Linked DNA regions of Homo sapiens: region 2 is linked to region 1. A link is a loop called in an ENCODE intact Hi-C map of the cell type or tissue named here. Cell type or tissue: dorsolateral prefrontal cortex. All regions are shown on one strand. Each heading gives the region's core, and the rest is flanking DNA. Links, peaks and the distances in the headings are about the cores only.

The links. Peaks named below come from ENCODE experiments on the same cell type or tissue, not always from the same donor. Only the 100,000 strongest peaks of a DNase experiment are listed, where the experiment ranks them.
Region 2: it touches region 1 in a loop (6-fold over the local background); 7 of 110 quality-filtered maps call a loop at or near these places.

The regions. Positions count from the first base shown.
Region 1 is chr14:35,958,494-35,962,097 of GRCh38, forward strand. No RefSeq gene overlaps it. Among named protein-coding and RNA genes, the nearest start is that of LINC00609, 110 kb to the right of the region's middle. In dorsolateral prefrontal cortex, for the core only: CTCF peaks have their summits at 1,515 and 1,718; no DNase peak of the experiment used is centred there; H3K27ac peaks cover 1,327 bases.
Region 2 is chr14:36,372,147-36,375,198 of GRCh38, forward strand. It overlaps the pseudogene DPPA3P2. Among named protein-coding and RNA genes, the nearest start is that of MBIP, 53 kb to the left of the region's middle. In dorsolateral prefrontal cortex, for the core only: CTCF peaks have their summits at 2,076 (motif pointing left) and 2,275; a DNase peak (open chromatin) is centred at 2,075.

The DNA of each region.
Region 1 (3,604 bases), core at 471-2,970:
GGGGCTGGGTAAAATGAGGCTGAGACCTGCTGGGTCGCATTCTAGGTGGTTAGGCATTCTTAGTCACAGGATGAGATAGGAGCTCCGCTCAAGATATAGGTCACAAAGACCTTGCTGATAAAACAGGATGCGATAAAGAAACCAGCCAAAAACACATGGTTACAAAACTGACCTATGGTCATCCTTGCTGCTCATTATATGCTAATTACAATGGATTAGCATGCTAAGCAACACTCCCACCAGTGCCATGCCAGTTTACAAATGCCATGGCAACACCCAGAAGTTACCCTATATGGTCTAAAATAGGGAGGGACCCTCAATTCCAGGAAATTCCTGCCGCTTTCCAGGAAAATTCATGAATAATCTACCCCTTGTTTAGCATATAATCAAGAAATATCCAGAAAAAAAATAACCAACCAGCAGCCCTTAGGGCCGCTCTGCCTATGGAGTAGCCATTCTTTTCTTCCTTTACTTTCCTGATAAATTTGCTTTCACTTTACCCTGTAGACTTGCCTGGAATTCTTTCTTGGATGAGATCCAAGAACCCTCTCTTGGGGTGTGGATTGGGACCACTTTCTGGTAATAATAAGAACTCTTTAATTTTCTTTTGGCATATCTTATCTAGTTCACTTCTAATATTTCTCCTTTAGGCTACTTCAAAATGTGTAGGCAAAATACTTTTTTCCACCTATGTTGTATTACTTAGAAGAATCTTCTCCTGGAAATTCTTCAACTTGAGGCTTCAGTTGTTTTTTAGTGAAGAGGTCCAGAATATGCCACACCCAAAAATACCACTTTGGCATAAGGATTACTTTAAGCTGAAGGCAACTGAAGAAACAGCAGACCCAGGAAAAGTTCTTTGCCCTCCCTGCTTCTGTCTAAAAGCAGGGCATAAATTTCTCTTTGTAAAGGTGACAGAAATTGCTATTTGTAAAAGCATTTCCCTCTCCCATTCCAGGAAGACCAGAGAGGGCACAGAGAAGAGTGTGCATAACAAACCTTTCTAAACAACCTTTATCCATCATATATTTCCTAGTCACCTTCCCACAATTTATTACACCACCCCTAGGAGCTCAAACCCACTTTCCTTTGTCTAGTCACTTCTCTATAATTTATTGCCTTTTCTTAAAATGGTATATAAGCCCCCTGTCTAACTGCTTCTTTGGGTTTTTACTTATTTTCTGTGAAGCCCCTCACACATAACATGTGAACTCAATAACTATTTATGCTTTTCTCCTGTTAATCTGTCTTTTGCCAGTTTAATTCATAGGCCCCCAAATAGTGAACCTGAGAGGGAAAAGTTTTTTCCTCCCCTACACTAGCTAATCACTAAATTATCACTCCTTTTGCTCCAATCAAGTCCATGTATGTTTTTTTACCTTCAGTTTCCAGCTGTTAGTGCATGGTGCTTCCATGTTGTCTTGCCCAATATGGTTTTATTTCATTTGAATTATTCTTTTTAGTTAAAAATTTACTTGCAAATGCTTTACTATTAGTCACACATGTGTTGGCAATGAGTGAAAATGGGCCCACTAGGAGACACTGTAACATCATCTTTGTTATTGTTTTTGGAGGGCATGGCTTAGGATTAGAAGAAATGAGAATTTGTTTATACAATTTGAAACTGTCTATTCAATAAGTAATTGAATCTTTAGGGTCTCTTTTAAGGACAATGACTTTAAATATCTAAATTTTGTTTGAAGATACTGCCAAAGCAAAGTTGGGATAAATCATCAGATTATTATCTACTGAAATTTTATCTAAATCTAAGCTTTTTATCATATAGATTAATGGAAATAGGAATTCACTTGGGCGTTCATATCTTTGTTTTATTTTTCCACCGAAGAATCTGCTGGGTTTGGATTTATTACTATATTAGAGATATAATAATAGTTTCCATTTAGCTAATAATACTATGTGTGAGAAACCATACTAAATATTTGACATGCATTCTCTAATCCTCATAACAACCCTATGAAGTAGGCACTTTACTATCTGTGTTTGACAGATGGGGAAACTTCAGCTTTGAAAAGCTAAGTAACTTGGCCATGGTTACTTGGTTATTAAGTAAGGAATTGGATAAAGAGTTCTTAGAAATGGTTTAGCCCTGGTTCCTTTAAAGAAACAAAGTCTTATTTATAATTGTATCTTTTTTATTTTTATTTTTTTTCTGAGACGGAGTCTCGCTCTGTCGCCCAGGCTGGAGTGCAGTGGTGTGATCTCAGCTCACTGCAACCTCTGCCTCCCTGGTTCAAGTGATTCTCCTGCCTCAGCCTCCTGAGTAGCTGGGATTACAGGCCCAGCTAATTTTTTGTATTTTTAGTAGAGACGAGGTTTCACCGTGTTAGCCAGGATGGGCTTGATCTCCTGACCTCAGGTGATCCACCCGCCTCGGCCTCCCAAAGTGCGGGGATTACAGGCATGAGCCACCACGCCGGGCCTATAATTATATCTTATTATGCCCTATGAGTGCCCTTTCTCTTTACTATATTAATGACACATGATGCTTTCCCAGTAGTTCAAGGTCAGTAAATGTACAGCCAAGGGCAGGGAAAATGTATATGGATATGTCAGACCACCAAGTTGTAGCTAAGACTCATGGTCACAGCGGCCTTCATGTGGAAGATGCAGGGAGGAGCGTGCTCAACTTTCAGCCCAGTGCCTGGGTACATTCATATTAGGAACTTGTTTGCCAACATTGGCAGCTGGCTAGATGGAGGTGATAAAACGCTCTTGTTCTCATTTCTTATTATGCTCACTGATTCTGACCTCTGGTCCCACAGATCTCCTTCTTTTATCCTTCAGGTGTTCTGCCCTCTGTTTTGATTTCTCTGGGACACAAATGAAATTATTTTCTGAATTGTGAAAGTCCACATTATCAACTAATGCACTGTTACTGTCACGTTTCTGCTGTTTGGATGCTTGTTCTATTGTGAAAACTTACCCAAACTTGGGGTTTAGGAAAAGGCCTTTTATAGTTTTCGTCAACTGAAGAAAGAGCAGCATTAGGTATAATTATACATTTTGATAAAGTAAAGCACAAACCTGTCATGTTTTATGTTAACAGCCTACATGATGGTGATCTTACAAATGGTCTGAAGTTAGCAGCTCATGGGAGAAGGCTGACATGTTAAAACACAAATTTACCTAATCTGACACTTCAGGTTACTCCAAGGCGGGTGGAAATTTGGCAGCAACGGCTTGTGCCATTGCCCTAAGGAGAAACAAAATATAAACCTTTTACAATCTCCCTGGGAATTTTTTTTAAAAACTTGAGGCCCAAGTCCTACCTCAGACCAACAAAATAAAAATGATCTGGGGATGGGGTTCAGGGATCGGACTTTTTAAAAGCCTCCCCAGGCAATTCTAATGTTCAGCCATAGTTGAGAAGTGCTGATCAGGCATAACGTACAGATGAAATATTATCATGTGTAACATTGTACAGGGTTCTTTGGGAGATATAGAAATCAGGAAAGACGTGGTTCTTGCCTTCAAGGAACTTTTGATTTGGATGAAAAGACTCTTGCCACAAAAATGGTTACTAATAATATAATGCAGTCACTCACTGTTAGTAAGTGATGTCATAGTTTTAGTGGAGACTGCT
Region 2 (3,052 bases), core at 553-3,052, 410 kb after region 1:
GTGTCTTAGAAGCCCAAAGTCAGTGAGATGAAACCCAACATCAAGAAATTGAAGCAAAGTTACTTGTGGATAAAGAAAGCATTAGGTAGTTTGGCTATAGCATAATTAGATTTTCTGGCTTTCAAAAATTTGGATTGCAATCACAGCAAACTTTGTTATTTTTACAGTTTTCAGTACAAAAGTGTTTATATAGAAACAATAAAGTTGACATTTGAGTACCTTTAAAAAAAAAAAAAAGAAAAGTAAAGTCTTTGACTGAAGAATCAGGCAGATCTCTAGGTAGTGTAGCTAGGAGAAATAAAAGTTGAACTTAGCTGTTCCTTTGTAAGAACCAAGGGACAGGGCCTTCCAGTATTAGGAGTTCCAACAGATACCCCTCCTCAGCCCTCCAACCTGCCCACTTTTACCAGAGGTGCCCTCCTCATCTGAGCTCCCTTTCCTCCTTCTGGTCTCCCCACCCCTCCTCATCCCAGATCTGTCTTTAAGTTCTCAGTTAGGTGACCCCAGTGCTCTCTGGAAGAAACCCTACCCCATTCCTCAGGAGGGAGCTACTTCCTGTGGCTCCTTCTCATACTTGCAAACTCAAGCAGGGCTTTAGGTTTGGCCCAGATGTGAGTTGAAGTTCCCCACTCAGTCTGTAGCATCCAGAAGACTATTTTCATTCCCTTAAGAAAATTTACAGAATTTCATAAAATCTGCCTGCCCCACAAGTGTACAACTGATAAGCTGTAATACATTTGAGCACTGAATTTTTCAGGAACACGTCTCCCCTCAGTGCCAATCCCTTAGGGCCATCAGGTTTGGCAAACAAGCACGTTGAAGATGGAGTATGAAGTTTGTTTTTTATTAAATAGAACATTGTTGGCATTTTCTTCCAAGAAAAAATTGCTACATAACTAGATATGTCAACTAACAAAGATGGAGATAACAGAACATAAGGTGATATGGTTTGGGTCTGTGTCCCCATCCAAATCTCATATTGAATTGTAATCCCTAGTGTTGGATGTGGAGCCTGGTGGGAGGCGATTAAATCATGGGAGTGGTTTCTAATGGTTTATCACCATCTCCCTAGTGCTGTCTTGTGATAGAGTTCTCAAGAGATCTGGTAGTTCAAAAGTGTGTGGCACCTTCCCCTCCCCTCTCTCTCTCCCTCTCTGCCATGTGAAGAAGGTGCTCACTTACACTTTGCCTTCTGCCATGAGTGTAAGTTTCCTGAGGCCTCCCCAGCCATGCTTCCTGTACAGCCTTTGGAACTGTGAGTCAATTAAACCTTTTCTTCATAAATTAAAAAAAAAGAAAGAAAGAAAATTTAATGACAGTCTAGGCTCCCCATTAGTGAGACATGTCCTCAGTGAAGTAAGTGCAACTTGTAACAACAATAATTCATCTTCCTAGACTCCATAAAGGAAAGAACATTGCTTTTAGCTTGGTTTTGACCTTCACCTTTAGGGACCACCACTACCATCAGCCCCTGCCATCATTATGCCAAGAAACATTTTCCTCTTACAACTGAGACCTCACAGCTTTACAGAAGCACCAAGTTAAGCTTGTTGAAAGAATGGGTACTAGTTCACATAGAGTAGCTCCGATGAGATCCTTGTGACTCTAGAGATCCTTCTGGTGGAGGTGAAGAGAAAGTTTTGCCAGTTCATACAGCTACAAGTTGAATAATTTATCTTTCAAGTATTTAAGTTTGGTTTGCCTTTTTGCGGGGAGGGGAGTAGAGTTTAAAAAAAAAAAACAAAAGAAAATACAAACAAACAAAAACCCGCAAAACAAATACCTCTGAGCCAAAAATGAACTTCTGTGATTCTGCAAAAAGTCCTGGAGTAGGCTCAGGTATCTCCCCATGGCCTCTGCAACCATGCCCAGCTGAAACAATAGGCAAGAGAAGCTCGTATTAGTTTTGATCAAGAAGCCATGAGCTGGAGATATGATCTGGTTCAACAGCATGCACAATCACATGGCGTCCCAGTGGCACTTGTCAGACACACCCCCGGTTTCCAGTCTGCCTTTCATTAAGTGTGAAGCCCAAAGCCTCTCTGAGCATGTGCAAGGCAACAGATTTATGCTGCCCTCTGCTGGTGAGCAGCTCTACTGCAAATCTTTTACAAGGAGGACTGAGCCTGGGCTGGTTGACTTCTTCCCTTCTCCCAGCCCCACCTCCTAGTAGACTCAAAGATAAATAACCCTGCTAGACTTAGAAGTTGAGTTCTGAGTGGGGCTGAGGTGAGAGTAGAGTGGTGGAGAATATAGATCAGGAGAAGTAGAAAGACCACAAACCAGGGATGTGTCACTATTAGAATCCAATATAGCCTAGGGGGCTCATCTGTGTATTTGCTTTGTTGGGGGAAATTTTCATTCGAACTCTCTCATGACATTTGAGTTACTTAGTACTGAATGCATTTTGTGATGTATTCAGAAAATGCATTTCACTAATGTTTCCCTAATTCATGGGGGCTGCTGTTTTACCAGTCACCATGATCCTTAATCAGTGGAGTTGTATAGCATGTAGTCTGTAAAAGTGCTTAATAAAAATCATTTAATTCTAAATTACATGAGTGCACTTAACCCTAAAGATATTAAAACTGATTGTTTGATGTATTGCCATGAGTAGGTAGAAATTCAAAAATAAAAGCTTCCTGCACTTAAATCAAAGAGCACCAAGCTCATAGTCACTCGGTACAAGCACATGCATCAGTGTCATGAAGCTGGGCTATGATAAACTAACCCATTTTGGGCTTTTAAACTGTAAATATGAAGTACTTGAACTTGATCAGAGATGAGATACATAAGTGAGTTTTTCTGAGCAAAGTACTGTGTGTGACCTGATAGCTTGCTAAAAGCCTGTGGAGATCACCTGCCACTTATTTGCAGACTTGGTGAGGGTGGCAGTGGGGCTAGCTGCTGATGTTTGGCAGGGTTAATGTGCACTGCTAGCCTAGACTCTAGGCTAGAGGCAGGCCTAGTGTGAGCAAATAGGAGAGAGGGGATTTTCATTGACTGAATTGTTATCCTTGGGTTCTCATTGTAGCTACATTCACACTTGCTT